2 separate regions of the Homo sapiens genome follow, and region 1 is linked to region 2. A link is a loop called in an ENCODE intact Hi-C map of the cell type or tissue named here. Cell type or tissue: mammary epithelial cell. All regions are shown on one strand. Links, peaks and the distances in the headings refer to the core of each region. The heading gives the core; the rest is flanking DNA.

Region 1 (10,447 bases), core at 1,325-9,324, 320 kb after region 2:
TAGAGAAAGAAAGAGAGACACGCAGAGAAAGCATCTTTTCTTCTAACCTATAGTGCAAGCACTTACTTTTTGGCATTTCTTTTAGCCTGTAGAACAGGTCTACATGTTAATAGGTGCCCCAAAATAGTTGCTGAGTGATCAAGTAGGAGGCTGTTACCTAACCTCCTGCTAAGCGTACAGTGTACCCATATACATATCCTGAAATATAGCTGCAATGAGTAGTTGATTAGTAAGAGCATTTATAGGAGTGCTCATTATTCTTATAAGAGTACGTATGAGGATAGGAGTGATGTGGCTTTAGACAAGTTATTTAACTTCTCTGTGCCTCAGTTTCTGCCTCTTTAAAGTAGGATTACTAGAAGTACCTGCCTCATGCTGTTGCTGTGAGGGTTAAGTGAGAAAATCCATTAAATGTGTGCAACACTGCCCAGGCCTCATTCGGCTCATGTGCCCTGGTACACTAATAGTTCTGCACTAGTGCTGGTATGCTGCTAGCTCCCAGTGACCTGGGCCATTTGCTGGAAGGGGAGAACAGAAACAATAATGGAAAGTAGCCCTCTGGTCTTCCTAGAGGCAGTCTTCGAAGAGCACATTCAAAGCCTCATTTCCTTGCTCCCAGTACATGGGCTTTCTTTGCACCCGTGGCTCCAGCCATTGCGGATTTTCTCCTGGAGAAGGAAGCACTGCTTTCCACCAGGTGAGCAGAGCAGCTGTGGCCAGGAGTAATCCAGGAGTCTCAGAAAAAGAGAAACAAGGACACTCACAACAGCAACGTGAAGAATGGAATGGTTAGGCCAGACATCCCTCTAACCTCAGTGACTGGACAGTGAGCCAGTGCAGGAGGGGTGGGGAAGCCCTACTTCCTATTGCCTCCTGACCCTCCAGCCACCTTTGGCCCTGCAAGACCAGCAAAGAGATCCTCAGCCTGAGATGTCAGCAGAGGGCAAAACAGGCCCAGGCAGAAGACAGCCAGTCAAGAGGAAGAAAACACATTTGGCCCAAGGCACTGGCCCTGCTCCAGCCTGGATTGACCATCCCACCTCCCATTCAGGAGGGACTGCCAAGCAAATCAGTCCTCCCGCCTGGATGCAATTAGCTATCGACAGGCTCTGGGAATCTGCGGGCAAATGTGCCCATATTGCAACCTTAGTTCTTTTCCAAAGCCAAAAATTTTTTTAAAAACCTTCTGCAGGGGCAGAAATATCTGAGACAAGGTGGCCTCTGCTGAACACCAGGTCACCACGGAGGTTCCTGGTCATAAACTGCTATCCATTAATCACCCTGACAGGGGTAATTACAAAGCAGACATTCTACAAAGGGAATGTTGCATTTCCATGCTACATGGGAACTGACAAGGGAATGGGTAATTGGAAACATTTTTGGAAAAACAAATACTATAATCCCAAATTGCCTTTAATTAGAAATATAAGCAGGTATGCATTTCATCCATTCATTCAATCAATATTTATAAGGCATGGTATAGTAGGAGAGAAACTTTTAAACAATAAGGATTTGGAAAGAAGAGTAGTACAGAAACATTTAGGCATAAAGCATTTACAAGAAAAACATTAAAACACAAATGTAAGCCTTGGTCTGTGCTTCCAAGTGTCTTGCAACTAAATGGGAAAACGAGTTATATACAAGTGTAGAGGTAAAGGTCAATATAAGCCCACTGTAATGCAGGTCCAGTGACTGGTCCATCCCAGCAGTGGCATAAGGGCTTGAAGGAGTGAGATGTCATTGATGGCTGAAGACGTTTCACGCAGAGGCTGGGACAATAAGGACTTTGAGAGGCTTGAGTAACAGAGAGAAGAAATTCCATCTAGAAAAGAGTGAAATTTATTAGAAGAGTCACCTGGTTTTAGAGAAGAAATTATGACCGAGAATTATGGAGAATAACATGGATTAGGTAGATTGGAACTGTGTCATGAGCAGATGAAATCCCCAACAATGTGTCAGATTATGCTCTGTCATTTGCTAGTAAGAGGGACTGACTCTAAGTGACTTGAATAAAAAGGGAGAAAAAGAGACAACTTACTGGAGGTGTCATGGTATCTCCTGACATGGCGGATCTCAGCAGCCAAGGCTCAGGACGCACAAACCCTGGCACACATCGGGGAGCCATGGCAACAGGAGACCTTAGCACGGCCTGCTGTTCATGTTCATGTGACTACCTGTCCATGACATCTGATCTCAGGATCTCTCCATTTTCTGTAAAGAGTATCTGTTTGTATACATTGTATCAAAAGCCCACCCTCTTTGTCAACAGCTATGGCCAAGGGGAGGTGTCAGTGGCCCCTCCATGTATGTCATCAGCATCCCTGGAAGGGGCAATGGCTGTGATCCAGGCAACCACCCAAAGGGAGGGTGGTCCGTTGTTGGTTGTTGGGTCTACAATGGGCCAGGCACTTGGCTCTATGATGAGCAAGGTGCACACTGTCCCTTCCTTCATGGCACCGAGAATGGAGTGACATCATCTCATTCCGAAGTTAAGTCCATCCTCCAGGAAGTGGGAAATCGCAAAGATATGCAGCAAGGAAGGAACAAAATTAAAAGGTGGCTTTAAGAGGAGCTTTCTGTCAGTGGCATGCCCTTTGGTTTGGAAGGTCAATCTAACTTGAGGTCAGAGATGTATGTGACAGGGATTCCCAACGAAATTCAAGTGTATGGTAGTGCCATGCCATTCTGGGCCCCCCTACAATTCTGACCCTGTGGATCTAGGTGGAGCCCTGGAATTGGGATCCGGGGAAAGCTCCCCAGAAGCCAATGAGGTAGGAAACTGAACTAGTAATCCTGATAAGCAGCTGTGTGAGGGCAGCAGGTAGACACAGAAGATAGTGCAACATTGGAAACGGCACTGCAAGTTCAAGGATCTGTTTAGATACGGAAGATAGTGATGAAGGAGAAATTGAGGTGATCCCAGCAATTCAAGGTTCAGGAAAAGGGGACAGCACCATCAATCGGAATAAATAATGCAGAGAGGGAGGTAGGAGCATACAGATAATAATTCTGCATTTGAGTTCTAGCAGGACATCTGAGCAGAGATGGCGAGTAGTCATTGCAGGGGGGAGCAGGGGAGGGGAGTACAAGACTTAGCCCAAAGGAGACAAGTGAATTATCCTCCTAGAGGTTATACTTTATATATGGGTAATACTATATAAACAGAATGTATTCAAAATGATATTAAAATATTAGAACGATAATGAAATCTAAACAGTATTTCAGTGATGCATCTGGATTCAGATGTAACTAACCATGCTAGATACTTTCCTGAATACATTTCATTTAACCTTCGCAATTACCCTGTCATGGAATGGAGTCTCAGAGCTCTAAATTATGTAAATTGTCCAAAGTAACATACACATAGCGAGATGGAAGCAAGAATCTGAATCCGGATTTTCAGATTCTGCATTCTTTCCATGCCATCAAGTTACCTCCCACAATGAAAAAACAAACGAACAAAACTACCTGTCCAAACAGTCAGAAAATAGGACAAAAATTGATATAGCTATTGCCACCTTGAAATGGAGCTATCTATCCCTTTAACGTCCATATGGATAATTGTTCTGCTTTAGCTCCCATTTTAAAACTTGGAAGATCTGGTGAACTTAGTTCAAAGACAACAGACACCGCATGCTCACAGCATTGGACTCAGTGGTGGAGGGAGTTTTTAAAGCTGCTGCGTGTCATTGCTGCGGAGCCTGTCTGCAGTTTTGGTTCAAGAACCTTTACTGGGGCTCGGCTTGCCAAAGCACAGTTCTTCTCTTCTCCCGGTTTTAATGACTCCACAGTGACACCTGCTGGGAAGAAGGAACTGCTCAGGCCCGGGTCCTCTGCAGGATACTCACAGGGCCATGCTGAGGGGTTTGCAGGGCCATAGAGCTTTGGCTGTCCCCTGTGCTTCTGCAGGGGACGCTTCTGCACGGTTGGTGTATCACATGGAGACTGGAGCTCTGCCACACGATTAATACCCAGACCCTGGTGCCCCTCGGAGTTGGGCCGGAGTCCCAGCCTGGCCCCAGATCAGTAGAGCTCCGTGGGACTGTCACGTGCAGAGGACACAGACATCGCCTCAGTTGCCCTCTTTCCACTCCAGCTCCCCGATCCGCCTCCGCCTGCAGCTGTTAGTTCCTCCACCACAGGCCACTCTTGATGCCACTATTTGTTTCCCCATGGATCTCTGTGATCCTGCACTTAGGAACAAAGTAACACTGAAAAAAAAAGTCCCCTGGCATCACTGAGAAGAAGACGACTTCCGCAGAAAGTGCCAAAATGTTTTAGAAATAAACGGCAGACAACAGAGTCGTTGCATATTTCACTAGGCAGGATAGTAATTTATGTAATGTATTTTTAACTGTGAGAAGTGATGGGGAAACCACTTAAATATAATGTGAATTGAAGATTTGTCAGTTATGTAGTTCATGCAGTGGCAGATCTAGAAAATGTTATAAAAATTGAAGGATTACCAACAGAGAATGCCTAAAATCAGAACTCTTATTCGAGTTCTAACTCCCCCTATCTCAGGGAATTCTATGCTTTCTGGGAATATTTTGCTTTCTGTGAAAGGAGCTGGAGTTATACATTGTCTGTCAAATGTTCTTTTTTAATCGGCCTTCCTCATTTTTGTTTTAATTCCTTGGCTCTTTATTGCGTCCTCTATATGAGCCTGATGCTAACTCACGCTACCTCACCCCCTATGCCTCAGGATCACTTACCTGACCCACTAACGCCGGTGTTTACATTGGTTCCTGCCCCGTTTTAGGTGGAGGGGCCCTTCGGAGAACAATGGTGCATTCACCAAGTCTAGATTCCTCTGTAGAAGAGTTATATGCGAAGACGGAGTCTACTTTTTTCCTGGAATATGTGCTGCAGGTACCCAGGTTACAACAATCAGGAAAATGCAGCATCCACAATATATGGCGATTTCGCACTTAGGCACACACCTTTTCCCAGAGTTAAGCAAGTCAATAACTCTCTATCTCATATTCCCTTTTGCCCCTCCACCTCCCACTCCCTCATCCCTCCCCAAGGCCTCCACCCTTCGAGATGTGCTCAAAAGCCTTTTGGAAAGTTCCTGGGTTTTCAATGGAAAGATTTCTTTATAGATGAAATGCGCCCTCTAGTGGCAGATGTAAAAGTTGCAGCCTCTATTTTTAGGATTTGGGGGATGTTGGTTTCTTCTCCCCGTGAGGCACTCAGAGCTACTTCTCACTAAGAACAGATGCAAATCCCATGCTTTGTTGCTGCTTTTTCTCAAAACAATTCTACACTCCCAAAGTTTGCAGCATCCCTGAGAATATGTCTTTTGCCTATTATAACCTTATGACTCATTCTCCTGTATTGGCTGCCAGAAAATCAATCAGGGATCCTCTAACCTTCTGTGCTTCCCTTGTAGAATTGCTGGGCTTCTGACTTCAGAAGTCGCACGCTGAGAGTGATAGCACCACCTTGGCAATTCATCAGGTGGATAACAAACACGTATTTCTGCACTCTTCTCACAGAGGACTAGTTTCACAGTGTGGCTAGCAACTAGAGCTACATTGCATTTGAGTTTTGTGGTATTTCAATTTTTACCTAAAAAGTCATGTTGGTCATATGTAATACCTACACTCTTGTTTTTATGCTCCAAACAAAAAAGACCAATTTTGAAAATTTAGGATAGGTGCTGGGATCTAAAGTTTAGATCTTTAAAATCTACTCTTTTAGCACCTTGATTTAATAATTCCACTATATAGACAGGAATTATTTTTGTGTGTATATATTATATATATATATATATATATATAGCAAAACATCACAATGTACTCCATAAATATATATAATTATTATTTGTCAATTAAAACTAAATGGTTTAGACCTTCACAATAGGTATGATGTGAAGCCACTAAAAGCAAAGAAATCGGAAATCAGCGCTAATCCAGATGTGCAAATTGCTCTATCTCCTTCTTTTCCAAGCATTTCAGTCCATTGAGGAAGTCCAAGTAGCCACTTAGACAGCTTTGATGTGATCTGTGGGATCCTCATCAGTCAGAAAAAAATGGCAGGTATTTAGTACCCACTGTTTATGCCATGTGAAACAAACATAATTACAAAGGCAAAAAGAAGAATCCTGGTCACCTAGTGCTCATGCAGAAGGCAGCAAGACAAACAAATAAAAATCAATTGAGAACCTCTTTATCAGAAACAAACACACAAGCACAATTACTACTAGTGTCTTGATGCTATATGGGGTATTACTAATCATGAATGCATGGTATTCACTCAGATGAAATACAGGACTCTGTACAACCTTGGCGAAGATGGCAGTTTTTTAACCATCCTTGACTTCTCTCTCATTCCTTTATTTTTCACAGCGACAGTGTATCTCAAATTCATTCTCTTGCCATCCTTCCTCTGCCAATGGCTTGGTTGAGGTCTCATGGTCTCTCTGCCTAAACATCTGTGAGACTTTATGGACTCAAACCTTCTACATTCATTTCACCACAGGCCATTCCACCAATTACCCCACAGAACCCCAGAACACACGTCTGAACTGATTTCTACTTTTAAAATGGTCGTCCAGCCCCTGTTGTCCACTTCAACATTTGCCCCAAGTGTTTTCAGGATTTTGATTCTTCAGGTTGTTACTACTGACAAATGAAAGGGGCACCCCATTAGGAAAATAGCCAATGCACACTGCGAATTACCAAGAGGCAGAGAGGACAGATGGAGGCAGTGCCTAGGTCCTTCCATCCTGGAGCCCTCTGAAGAGCCTTCCCTGACCACCTGCAGCTGAATTTTCAGCCCTTCCCCCTCTTCACATCGGTACCATTTTATGCATGCATTCTATACACATGACATTGCATTACACTCATTTAGTTATGTGCTACACACATTGTGAAAATAGGAGCCCTTAAGAGGAGGAACAATATGTAGCCATCTCAGTAGTCCACTGCACCAAGCAGTGAAGCTAGGGAAACCAAAATCACAACTTCTAGAATCAACTAAGTTAGACCTTAAGTTAACAACATAGCTATCCCTCAAAAGTAATAATGGAGCTTCACAGTTTCCTGTTTTGAAATTGAAGACTTACAAAACCTACTTCCGTGCAGCATTAGAGAATTAGGTTTATCAAGAAAAAGGGAATAAGACTTCATGAATTTATAAACAATCATCCACTGATGCTGGGGCAGGGCCAGCTTCCGGGGTAGGGTTACCTTGGGCAGTCACACAGGGCCTGGCGCTGAGAAGGGCCCTGCACTTTGTTTAGTGCTTTGCTGCCGCCGTCTTGAAATTCTCAGTAATTTTTCAACAAGGGGCCCTGTGTTTACATTTTGCCCTAAGCCCCATGAATGACGTAGCTAGCCCTAAGGGTGAGGAACCCTCAGAAGCCACTTCTGCCTCCTTAAACAGGTAACTTCCCTGGAAGTCTCCTGCCCAGAGCAGAGAGAGAACAAAACCAGCCTGCGTGGTTGGGTCTGGGGAAAGCAGGAGAGTGCAGCTAGACCCAAGGCCACTTGAGGTACTCAGGGCCCATCAGCCCCATTCTGCTCTACGTGGTCAATGTGAAATGAACCAAGTGATCCTGCAGCAGCTCCTCTTGCTCTTCTGCTCTGGTATCCACCATTACTTTATTAACCACATTTCACGCAGGAACCTTGGCACTATCAAGGTGACACCACAACAGCCCCCAGACCCCCTGAACCCCCCGAACCCCCCACAGCACTGACACACACTAAGATCCTACAGGGCCCACGCTGGCCTATTCCCTCAACTCTGCCATCAGTTTCAAGAGTTCCCATATTGAATTTTCTAACAGAATCTCCACCCTATTAACAACAGCAAATCATTCTTCAATGTATCGGTAGAATCTAGTCAATGCTTTGCTGTTCATGCTTTTCTTCTCTCTAGTTTAAGTTAAAAACAAATAACGTTTTTCTTATTTATCTTAATGAACAACTTTATAATTCTTGACTTTTTAGGGATTACAGCCCCCTAAATTGGAAAAACAAAAAAAAACCCACAAACTTCACCTTCTTATGTCTAACATTTGTTTTTCAAATAGAATTGGGTTGGAACTAATGTTCTAAGAATTAACTATGACATATGAAGAAATTAGAAACACCACAGGGTATCAGAGAACTGGGAGTGGAAACTACCTAAGAAAACAATTAAGGTTGGAGGGAGGTACCATAATAACACAGACCTCTCATCTGCAGCTGGTGTTCAGGCACAGGGCAGGCAACATATTTCAACTGATTGTGAGGCAATGCTAAGTTTTATGTGTTGCACTCAAGAGAGGTCCTGTCTCCAATCAGAGCATTAAATGCATTCAGAAATAAGCACTGGATTGGAGAAGCTTGGAATAGCCATCAGGATTCCCAGTATAAGGCCAAGGACTGAACGCTTTCTATTAATGGCCAACCCTGCCATGACTGAAGGCTGAGAAGTTGTCTGTGGGGCAGCACAGCTGACAGAGGCCGAGTTCTCTTCCTGTGTCCTGCTCTGTGTGGCACTCTGAGTGAGTCCTTTAACAGATCTAGAATCAAGGCCCTCCTTCATAAAAGCAGGGAGTGGACAAGCAAACCAGCACTGAGAACGCCTCTGAACACTTGGCTTTGTGCTTTTTGTTCATGGAATCTTGGGCAAGTTATGCAGCCTCTTTAAACTTGCCTTTACTAATCTGGAAAATGGGAAGACAAAAGCATAGCACTCACCTCATAGCATTCTTATAAGGATTCAATGAGATCATTGTTTAAAGTGCTTAGTCCAGTATCTGGCACTTAAAACACTTCAGCAAAATGAGATACCATTATATACGTATTACAATGGTCAAAATCCAAAAAACAAACAGCATTAAATGCCAGTGAGGATGTGGAACAACAGGCATTCTCATTCATTGCTGGTGGGAATGCAACATTGTGCAGCTACTTTCGAAGATAATTTGGAGGTTTCTTCTAAACCTAAACATATTCTTATCATATGATCCAGCAATTATAATCTTTGTATTTACCCAAATAAGTTAAAATTTGTGTCCCCACAAAAATCTGCACATGGATGTCTATTGCAGCTGTATTCATAATTGCCGAAACTTAGAAACAGCCAAGATATCCTTCACGGGGCAAAGAGAACTGTGGTACCTCCAAACAATGGAATATTATTCAGTGCTAAAAAGACATGAGCTATCAAGCCATGACAAGAAATGGAGGAACCTTCAATGCATATTACCAAGTGAAATAACCCAATCTGAATGGACTACATACTGTATGATTCCAACTATAGAACATTCTGTCCTTGAGAAACCAAACACCGCATGTTCTCACTCATAGGTGGGAACTGAACAATGAGAACACATGGACACAGGAAGGGGAACATCACACACCGGGGCCTGTTGTGGGGTCGGGGGAGGGGGGAGGGATAGCATTAGGAGATATACCTAATGTAAATGACGAGTTAATGGGTGCAGCACACTAATATGGCACATGTATACATATGTAAGAAACCTGCATGTTGTGCACATGTACCCTAAAACTTAAAGTATAAAAAAATAAAATAAATTAAATAAATTTAAAAAAAGAAAATTCTGAAAGGCACAAAGCTATAAAAATGGTGAAAAGATCCGTGGTTTTCAGGGGTTGGGTGGAATAAACAGATGGAACACAGAGGATTTTTAGGGCAGTGAAACAATTCCGTTTGTACTATAATGGTGGATACATTTGTCCAAACCCAACACCAAGACTGTACAGCACCAAGAGTAAACCCTCAGTAAACTATGGACCTTGGGTGGTTATGATGTGTTATGAAGGCTCATAAATTGTAAGAAATGCACCATTGTGGTGGAGGATGATGGTAACAGAGGAGGCTGTGCCTGCGTGTGGGCAGGGAGCACATGAGAAATTTCTATACCTTCTACTCAATATTGCTGTGAACCTAAAACTACTGTAAAAAATGTCAATTTTAAAAATCGAGTCACGATTATTATTATCTAAAAACCCTTCTACCTTTGGATTCCAATGTTACATGTAGCCAAAATATATTTGTTGAATGAAGTTACCATTTGCCAAGCATTTGTATTATCCTGGCCTCCGGTGGTGAATTTGCAGAGATGTCATAATTCTTCCTGCTGCATTTAGCATTTCTACAGCACTTCTCCCTGATCTTGGGTTTTCTGTGAGCTGTTACAATCACTGAGCCTTTCCCATCCCCGCCCCCCACAATTGCTTTGTGTGCAGCTGATTACTATTATTATCCTTAATTTCCAAAGGAGGAAACAGGCACAATAAGTCCTCATCTAGGAGGTGTTATTTGGGCATAAATAACACCTCAGGTGAAACGGGTGAGGCCCAATTTGCATCCTGGCATTAAATTAGAAATAGACCCCAGGAATATTTTATTCCTAAGGTAACAACCGGCAAGTGGAAAACCCAGAGTGATTAACGAAGGATGCTTGGCTTTTGTAACAGCTTGG
Region 2 (10,447 bases), core at 1,937-9,936:
CGTCTACCCACATCCCTATTTCCTGGATACTGTTCTTGGGTTCACAGTTGGTTAATGTAAAACCAGGCTGGAATAGGATGTCTTGCAGCTAATGTTTAAACTAAAGCCAAGAGAAAGCACCTTTCTGATGCTGGTGAACTTCTACCCCATATGGGCCCAGGGAGAGCTATTGTGTACACGAATAAAGGCACCAAGGCAGGGTGGTGCAGTGGAACTTTAAGCCAATTATTCCCGCACTTGCTCTCCATTGGCTGCCTCCTCCTTCCTGGGACTCCTCAGGCTGATGCCCAACATATTCAAATCTTCCCCTAAAAGGTTTAGTCTAGGTTGCTTCTTCAGTACTGTTTGAACATTAAATATGCAAATAATCATCATTACACTTCCAACAATTACACATGTTTGCGAGCACCGTGTCAAGTGCTGGCAGCAGAGCAATCATTTGTAAAGACAAATATTCCATTCCAAGAGATGTCATGCTGCTTAGAAGATTCTTTTTTGTATTAGTAGCCACACTGCTGCTTCCTAAAGTGTGCAAATGAACGTGACAATGCTGCCAGGAGCTGCCAGGCCCTTCCCCTCCGCAGAGCAGGTGCCAATCACCCATCCCACACAGCAGAGGCCCGGCCTCACAGCCCAGGGACACTGAACATGGCGAATGTGAGGAGGCCCTCCCAGGAGGCTCCCGGGTCGGCTTCTCCCTCCTGCGGCCCCCTCCCCTGCCATCCCTCTTCTTTGAGGGGGCCTCAGGCCTTCAGAATATTTTAATTCCTGATTTCTGACTATATTATCATGTGTTTGTAACAGATGAATTGTCATTTGTAGCTCAGAGGTGATGTGAAAAACTGCCTGGAACCACAGGCCTGGTGTTGCAGCGGAGCAGGAATTCTTTCTTTTCTGTGCGTTTTTACCTCTCCTTATTATTATTTTTTCCCTTTCGCCCCTCCCTTCCCCTTGCTCCCTGCCTTTCCCCTCCTGGTGTTTCACATAGTTATGGATAATTGTCACCATTTTCTTTTATCGCATCCAAAGTGGCGGCTTAGAGGGGCCTGGACTTGAGTCAGGACTAATCTTGCCTTCTCCCAAAGTAGGAAAATCCCAAGTCTTGCAGGGCCCAATTGATAACCCTTGTGCTTCTTTTCCATGAAAGACGGATGGCTCTGGCAAGCTTGGGAGACTGCAGATAATGGGATTGACTTGGTACTTAAATCTCAGTGAACCAGGACAGCATAAGTAATTAGTGAATTGGATCCATCCTGGGGTGCTAATGATGGCTAAGTCTGCCCCCACGCCATTCTGAAAACGACAAGAGGCACATCCATCTCACGCAGATAAAAACCAAGGGGACACTGCTCACAGACACCATTTATTCCTTCTTTAGTGCACAATTTATCCTAGAAGGGAAAAAAAAAATCTAATTTTCCTCAAGTGATACCCAGAAGACCAAGTGACCAGGCTCCCACCAGAGTTCATTTTGATCACAATACTGCTCCTGTTTTTAATTAAGAAAGGCTAATTAAGAAAAACTCTACATTTATCTTCTTATCTACTTGTCAACATAGACTCTCAGACATTACCTATATTTGTTTACAATTTGGTTACTGGCTTTCTATCAGTGAGCCGGTGATGATTCTTGGTTTATATCAAGGTCGGTATATTATAAGGATTTTGATAGTGTTTTTAAGAGTTGAATAAGCACAAAGATAACTTTTAGCACAGAGGATCCTAGTTTACACGCACACACATATGTATGTAAAATACTAGTTGCATGATGTGTCTTTATGTTTTTCCTCGGTTAATTCAAGTGGAAGGCATGTGCGTAGAGTCTGGCCTTCTCGCTCATTTTTCTTTTTACCCAGAGTGATGGCACTTTATCAGGATAATTTAGATAAATGTCTTTTCATGGAGTTCACTTATCCTTCCAGCAAACATGATCGACAAAAAGCCACGAAAGACGAATGACATTGCATTTTGATCAAACGTGTGCTCTGTCAATGTAGGAGAATCTCAAGGTGGTCATGTTCCTTTTTTTTTTTTTCTTTTTTCCACCTAATTTGATCAACATTCCCAACAATGAAAACATCCACAAAATACAGTTCTGTGGAGATGACCAGGGCTTCTAAGAATGAAAAGTGAAAACCTGAAGCAAATGGATCTCAACTCACAAGTCAGCAGTAATCCAACGTGCCAGCCTGACAATTCTTATGTAGATTGATCAGAAATAAATGCGACAGACTGCGTGTCTCCTTTCCCAGCTTTGTCATGGCAAAAGGGCGCTACAGCCAAAAACAAGCTCTGCCTTTTTAGTCCATTTGAGTCCATCTCTTCTGCAGTGCTTGCTTGCCTTTCTTTGAACGTTTCATTTGGGGTCCAGCTGGAGTTATTACAGATAACAAGATAAGCCAAAATAATTGGTTAGTTAAGAAGGGTTCTTGAAACTAATTTTCCTCCCTACTCCATCTACCAATCCAATCCTTTTTTTGTTTTAACGTGAGGTTTCTTTGCATGACCCTTAAGTTTCATGATTACTGGCTTCTTAGAAGGTATGCTTGTGTCGGCACATGGAACACACACATCAGTGAGTTATCATATCAAGGACTGATTCCCCTGAGACCTTTCTTAATATTTAATATTTCAGGAGAAAGCTGATTAGGCAAGCACTCCTTTTTCCCTCCCAATCTGTAACTGATTAGGTGGTATTTAGACTTATGCAGGATGAAAGGGGACAGGCTCTCACTGAGGAGAGTGAGGAGTTTGAGGAAAGAGTGAAATTTCGTTTCTTCCTGGCATGCATGAAGTTCTGATTTGGCTTTTTCTAGATATGGACTTTCCTAAGTTTTAGTTTGCCTGAAATTTGACTTTCACTTTTAAACTGGACTAGTTCTTATCAATATTCATGATTCAAAAGTGTCCGTCTCCCTTGAGCAAAGAAAGTTCATGTTGATCATATGACTTTGCACAGAAGCAATCTCATGCGTGTGTTGAATGTGTGTGTGACAGATATTTTTGAGTATTGCTTGAAACAGTTCTTTTCACTTATCAATATGGAGTTTTATTCTTAAAATATTTTATTATCTTAATTCATTTCTACCTATGGCAAGGAATAATGTTGACTAATAAATAACTACAGTTTTTCCAACTATCGCTCCTCATATAAGTGTACGGTTTTAGAATTCAGTGTACCAGCACAATAAAATTTTAAAAATATATTTTATAGTTATTTTGAAAGAACTAGTGACTTGTTAAAAATGTCATTTTTAAATTTTAAATATAGCATTATATGCAAGAGGACTTGAGCTGAGGAAAAAAAATACATGCTTCTCTTCTGAAAAAAGTGGTACTTCTATAAGGTATTTCTGTGGATAACTAATATGTTCAAGTTATTTAAGAAAAACTTCATTAAAAAAGTTACAAGATACTGAAAGCAAATACGAACTCGTATTTGACAGCAAAACGTGTAAGATCCTTGATGTTGCCGTCCGATTACCTAGGTATGAATTGTAGCCTCGCTACTCATTAGCTGTGTCTTCTTTGGCACCTTCCATCACCTCTATGTTACTCAATTTCTTCTGCAAAATGAGAACAATAATTGTACCCATCTCATTGGGCTTTTGTAGGATTAAATCAGTATAGTCTCTAGCACATATTAAGCACACACACAAGTTGTATCTTATTAATAAAGGTAAGTTTTATTTTTTCCTGTGGATAAAAGATTTCACATTTCTACCAGACACTCTAAGGCTCCTTTTGCTAAAGAGAGAATAGCCATTTTACAGATAATATTTGTAGCATGCTGATGTTGGTGTTCCTAAAATGCATGAACCCTGTGATTAGCCTATGAGACTCCTGTAGGTCTAGAACAGGGCTGGTCAGCCCTGCATCCTCCTCAACCTTCGTGCAATGCTCTGCTCATAACGTGCCTGCATTTAATGTCTATTCAAGGAAGGATGTGCTCCACACCTAGTCCCCTTCCCCTAGAATCAGAAAATATCTAATAAATGTGACATCTACTGACATAAAATATGATTTTTTAAAAAGTCTATCATTGAAATTAAAAAATGGGGCTTCCCTTTACATAGTGCTCGTTGTGAACAAATTATCTGATTTTGTATGGTCCTAATTGTGGGTGTGTACATAAAAGAAACAAATTGAAGGTTACCTTAATACTACCTTATTATAGACACAAATTAATGGCAAAATGGAAAGCAATATTTTAGATATAAATTTTGGTTTTTAAATGTTTAATTGTTTGTTCCTTCTTTTTTTAAACTGGTAAATATGGGGCACTAAAAATGACTTCTGCCTTTCTTCATAGATTAATCTGCACAGTAATAAAAATTTTAGCATTTTGAAATTTTAAGGAGAAAATATTTAATAAGAATTTTAATGTATTTTGGCCATGATGGCTTTATTATCAAAATTCACCATTTTTCAAGTTTGATACTCATTTTGGAAGAGATTTTGACTTGCGTAATTGCAATGAAGCAATGACTATATTGCTGTTTGAACTTTCCCAGACATAAATGGAGAGTCCCTTTTCTTCATGAGAAAATTGGGTCTTTAAATGGGATCCTGGCAGGTGGAATAGCCCCTCTGAAGAGTAGGGTTACATGGGCAACTTAGATGAAATCTATGAGGTATTCTTTCTATGAAAGAGACCAAGAGAATGGGGGGGGAGAGAAAATGTGACTGAATGATTAAATGAACTTCAGAAGCATTTTCATCTGGGAGACAAAGTGTGAAAGGAGGAATAATAAATGACTCTCTGCCTTTCTAGAAAACGGTTGGTATCCATTGTCTATTCTGGAAGCCATCTGATAGCCCATGCCATCCACCAATGGGTATAGAAAAGTTTACATAAAAGAAAAGGGGTCAACTCAGTAGAGAGAAGAGGCTTAGCCAAAACAAACTGAAATGCTTCATTTCACTAAGGTTTGATTAATACGATATTAGACACCTAAGACCGCTGAGACAAGAGCTAACTAGCCTTTAGCAAACTGCGCTGTGAATCATACTTCACACATCAAGATGTGAGGTAATGAGATTCTCAAAAAGTACTACATTTAGAAACAACCCCTTAAACTCGAACACACAATTCCCAACTCCTGCCAGTTCCTGGCACACTTCCATGGGTGAAGTTGGAAAGGAAGCTCTGTGCTGTTTTTTTTAGGGGTGGTTTTTGTTTGTTTGTTCCTGACCACTGATAGCATGAGCTAGCAGCTGGTGTGAGAATAAAGGAAAATATGTGTGTATTGGCAGCAGACAATTTATAACATGGCGTGATTATTCTCTCAGAGTCTTAAACATCAGAGCTTATGGCTTAAAAAATAATAATTCTAATTCACAAGGACAACTTTACAACTGCACACTGAAGGATTTTTGCTGCTGTTGTGTGATGTAGGATTTTTTAAAATCTAAGGGGATGGACCCTTAAAGATTAGTGTGAATTTGTGACCAACATGGTTCGTAATTGATCAATCTTGAACATTTAAAATTTTCCTTAAGGATTTTTCAGCCATCACAGGCCATTTTTAGCCAGGGAGTCAGCTCTGTGTAAACCTACATCTCCACCTAGTGGTGGCAGGGAACAGCTAATTACTTTCTACTACAAGGAAACTGAGATTTAGTCACCCTTGGCAGGCAGCATGAAAGTCCTTGGTCGCTGTGCAGTTGAAGTACAATATTTAAAGATAACATTTTAATCTCAGAATATTCTTAAATCCTTTCCATTGCCCTCCATATTTTCCTTCTCCTCAATCCTGAAAGCTGACATTATTAGATTGCAAAATAGCTGAAAAATATTCCTCCCACTCTATTTTTCATTCTTGCACTGTGCTCAAAGACTTTGACCAAAAACTCATTTGGGTAGCAACGGATCATCTTTGAGGATCCCCCCACCCCGCTCTGCTTCTTATCCTTTGCCAGCTCACTTTTGGCAGGTGTCTCCACAGCAAGGAAGACCAAACAGAAGTTTCCGTATAGAGGTCTCAAGGCTCATTTTCAGTCAGCTAGAAAAACTACTTATAATGCTCCTGCAACCCGCAGGTTAATGAAGGGGCCACCTCTGCGCTCCACATCCCAGGTCGTCCCAAACAGAGAAGGCACATCAAGACTCATTCTCACGCAGCAGAGATTCTTAGCTCTTGGCACCCGGCTTTCCCATTAAGCCCTGACCCCTGTGCTAAAAAACAACCAGTTAAACCACACTAATATATCTAAGGCTTATATGATTTGAATAATCAATAAACAATTAAGACTGTTTTGCTCCTTTAATACCAAAAGGACATTTGAATTCGGTCACAGCTAAAAGGAAATAGTTTGTTTTGCTTTTAATTTGATTTGCAAGATTACAGAGCATCTGCTCCTCAGAGATGTCATTTCAGCCAATTATATAGATTGTCTTCTAGTCGCTTTCTCGCCACTGGATTCCGCATTGGTATCATACACACCAGTGAAATGGAGGAGCCAGGCTTTTTGGCTGGAATATGTCTGGAAAAATTAAAGCTAACTAAAAGAGTCATTGCTTGCTAATCCCTGTAATTAAGCACTACTTGTAGGAGGGTACATTACACTGATTGAGGCTGTTGCCACTGTATTGGTCCTAAAAATGTTTAATAACCCTACCCTGTAATGTTGAATTTTTCACACCGGTTAATTAACAGGCACTAACTTATATAGAAGGCAGAAAAAAAGTATAAATTGTCAGTTTGCTTCTACTCTAGCCTATCTTTTCTCTAAACCTAGTGTTCTGGAATGTGGTTGCTTAAATTGCAGGAAAGCTCCATATGTTAAAAAGTGGAGAAAGAAAGGTTAGAACAAGGGGATTCTTAGAGCATTTTAAATTTTCTCCATGTTTAGGGCAAAAGGTACACAATTCTTTAGCTCAGACGTTTAAATTCATCTGCTGTCATCATCTGCGTTGCCATTAGCACAGATCAATAGCACAGTGACTTTTTCTTATAACTCTCCACTTGTTTCTCAAAATACTGCACTGACCGTAGGTAGGAGAAACTTTGCTTGGTTTGACTGTTAACGAATTCTCAATATGATGTTCTTTAAGTAAAAGAGAACTGTAGTTTACCATCTTTTGGCCTGATTTTTATAAAATTACTTTGAAATAATCAACACAACCTCACTCCTTGAGCATCCTTTGACTTTTCCCAGGCTCAGACATCAGTGATAGTGACCTGAACAGGAAGCATTCCAACTGAGGACATTTCAACCTTCCACAAAAGGACCAGTTCAGAATGAAGCACCAAAGAATCAGACAGATTCTCAAGACTCTGTCACACTGAAAGAGATTGGTTTTAGGTAGAGTGGGCAAGAAAAATTCTTTTGTGTGTATGGGGGCTACAGCTGACCATAGGCTTCTTGGAGTCCAGTGGATGCTCTGAAGCACAGACAAGGCACAAAAGTCAGTCTCTCCTAGTTAAGCCTGTGAATTTGATGCCCTCCACTGAATGAGCCAGGATGATCTAGTGAAGTGGGACCATAGCAGAGTTTCCACTAGGGCTTACAGTAGAACATACACACGTACACACATACACACACCCAGGCACATACACATGCACACTGCCTTTTCAGTTCATCAGCCTAACTAACATTCAATGACTCCCTAAGTTAACCCAGTTGTATTTTAAAATCGTTAAGTAAGAGTTGTAAACGTCACTCCACGGGTAATTTATGAGCTTGGATGTGTGGGGTTGCTTTTGGTGTCTTACGACCACCTGCCTCTCTCCCCACACCTACTGATCTAAGGGGAGAGGATGTGAAAGTTTCCCTGCTATCAAATCAACCCATCTGCCAACACTGTTATTAGCAAGGAACATATGTGGGGCATTGCTAATAAGTTTTTAAACTCCAGATTAGGTCCATGGTAAAAAGTATTTCCGGTTTATTAATAGCTGACTATTCTGGCCCCTGAGATAATAGTTACACTGCCTCTTCTGCTGTCACAAGGTGTCACTGTTAGGCAGGGACCTAGTAGAGCCTGGTGGGTACTTGTGCATTGTGGGGTAGATGCCTGCCATGGCCCACATCCCCGCCGGTTCTGTGGCAATGGCTTATGCTGGGATCCAAGGGCAGAATTCTGTTGGTACCCACTGGATGCTCAGCTCCCCCAAGCCCAAGGCTATCATGAGTCAAGAGCAAAAGGGCTTCCAAGCTCAGGGCCCCCACTGAGGAGGTCTTGGGTTCATGTTATCAGCACTGAACTTTCTCTAAACATTTCAGGGAACATAAATTTCCCACTTTGAACTACACTTACCAGGGGGATGGATCCCTTCTCTGCAGAACCCCCATATATCAAGGGCTCTTACAAAAAGTTCAGGCTTCAGTGAGCCAAAAAGCTTCTACCTTCCCCTAAGGCAGGGAATCCAATCTTCTTCATTTATAGAACAAAGAAGAGATTATTCCCCTATACAAAAAAGAAAATCCGCTCCCTGACTGGCATGAGTTTTTAAAATTCTATACCTTCTACTTTCTGTGTCAAGTATTGTGAACCTATGGTGAAATGCTCCAGTTCTTTTTTTTTTAGACGGAGTCTTGCTCTGCTGCCCAGGCTGGAGTGCAGTGACACAATTTCAGCTCACTGCAAGCTCCACCTCCCGGGTTCATGTCTTCCTCCTGCCTCAGCCTCCCGACTAGCTGGGACTATAGGTGCCTGCTACCACGCCCGGCTAATTTTTTTGTATTTTTTTGGAGAGACGGGGTTTCAACGTGTTAGCAAGGATGATCTCGATCTCCTGACCTCATGATCCGCCCACCTCGGCCTCCCAAAGTGCTGGGATTATAGCACACCTGGCCAAATGCTCCACTTCATTAATATAGATTATATTCTTCTCTGTGAATAGTAACTGAAACTTCATTCTCTGACTCCTAAGCAATAGCTTGGTGAAACTTATTTTGTAATGAACATAAGACCCAAACAGCAAGGCTCAGCCTGTCACATCACCCAAAAGCTGGCCTTCAGCAGGAGCTAGGTGGCTTCCCTGTTCCAGCAGTGGAAAGTTCTAGTCTAGAAAGGAGCTGCCAGCTATGGAAGTCCAAAACTGGGGGAGAGGGATTCCAACAAAACCCTACACCAAGGAGAAAGCCCTATGTGGATGGAAGGACCCACCACACACTTGATAGGTATTTTCCCCTATCATTTGCTTCATTTTTTTTTTTGAGATGGAGTCTTGCTCTGTTGCCCAGGCTGGAGTGCAGTGGCATGATCTTGGCTCACTGTAACATCCGCCCCCCGGGTTCAAGCAACTCTCCTGCCTCAGCTTCCCAAATAGCTGAGATTATAGGCACTCGGCATCATGCCTGGCTAATTTTTGTATTTTTAATAGAGACAGGGTTTTCCATGTTGGCCAGGCTGGTCTCGAACTCCTGACCTCAAGTGATCCACCCGCTTCGGTGCTTTGCTTTTATTTGTTTGTTATGTTGCTCCTTTTTTGTGTGTAAGGAAATTTAGTACCTCAATGAAGGAATATAAAATGGAAACCAAAAGAATTCAGTAACTTACTGACAACTTTCAAAATACAAAAATAACTCCAGAAGTGCAACAGGGTTCCCACATCACAGCAAGAAACCCAAACCGGAAGCTCCACAAAATATAACACAAGAAAAAATTAAGGAATTTGTGGAAATCAAAGGGAAGAGACTGAATCTATTTCCAGTGCTAAGGCATTCCAGGGAGCAGGCAACACACTGCACACACACACACACACACACACACACACACACACAAACCTATCAAAAGTATACAAAAAACTGTCCACTTCATAAAGTCAGAGATTTGCTCCTGAGCATGGCAGGGCGGGAGGTGGGTAGCCTAGGGTTTTCTGATGTCAAATGTCTTTCTTGTGAGGATAGGCTCTAAACAGAGTGAATTTTCCATTTGCTATACATGAAGCTACTAGAGCTCCGTGGAGTGGTTTAGAAAAATTAAACTGGATAGTCACTTTTTTCTCTTCATTCTCTAAGTAGTCCTTCAGTCCCCTACAGAATTTAAAGCTGTAATATGTTTGGAAGTACTGGATCGGTAGAATGGGAGAGAAGTCCAAATTTTGTGATCCCTATCTAAGGCAAACTGTATGAGCAAACACTTAGCTTACAGCTTTGGCCACTTTCTCCAGCTCCCTCAGAGAAATGCAAGATGCCAAGAGTACTTCATAAGTAGTTTTCTAGTGATCATCTTGAAATCCCAGTACCTAAATGATGATGGATATTATTAAGCTTTGGGAAATACCATTACCAGTCCCAAATTGAATCACAAAGTCTTGAAGTATGACATGGGAAGAACCCAATACACACCTAAATATTGGACTAAATTTTGTAGTTTTCTGCTCATGGTTGTTCTAGAAAAACAAACAAACTACAGTGTGAGGAGTTTGAAGCAGTGGTAGCCTCTCAACCTTAATGCCTTAATACCTTGTGGTTGTTTATAACAAGTATCAACACA

Evidence for each region. A loop is a pair of places that touch in the nucleus more often than their neighbours do. Peaks named below come from ENCODE experiments on the same cell type or tissue, not always from the same donor. Only the 100,000 strongest peaks of a DNase experiment are listed, where the experiment ranks them.
Region 1: a loop joins it to region 2, with 12 times the contacts of the local background. A loop is called at or near these places in 10 of 110 quality-filtered maps.

The regions. Positions count from the first base shown.
Region 1 is chr2:102,834,787-102,845,233 of GRCh38, reverse strand. It overlaps a transcript of TMEM182 not described here. Among named protein-coding and RNA genes, the nearest start is that of LINC01796, 56 kb to the left of the region's middle. RefSeq lists an enhancer at 3,894-3,943. In mammary epithelial cell, for the core only: CTCF peaks have their summits at 3,808 (motif pointing left) and 5,134 (motif pointing left); no DNase peak of the experiment used is centred there.
Region 2 is chr2:103,156,750-103,167,196 of GRCh38, reverse strand. No RefSeq gene overlaps it. Among named protein-coding and RNA genes, the nearest start is that of LINC01935, 180 kb to the right of the region's middle. In mammary epithelial cell, for the core only: a CTCF peak has its summit at 5,572 (motif pointing left); no DNase peak of the experiment used is centred there.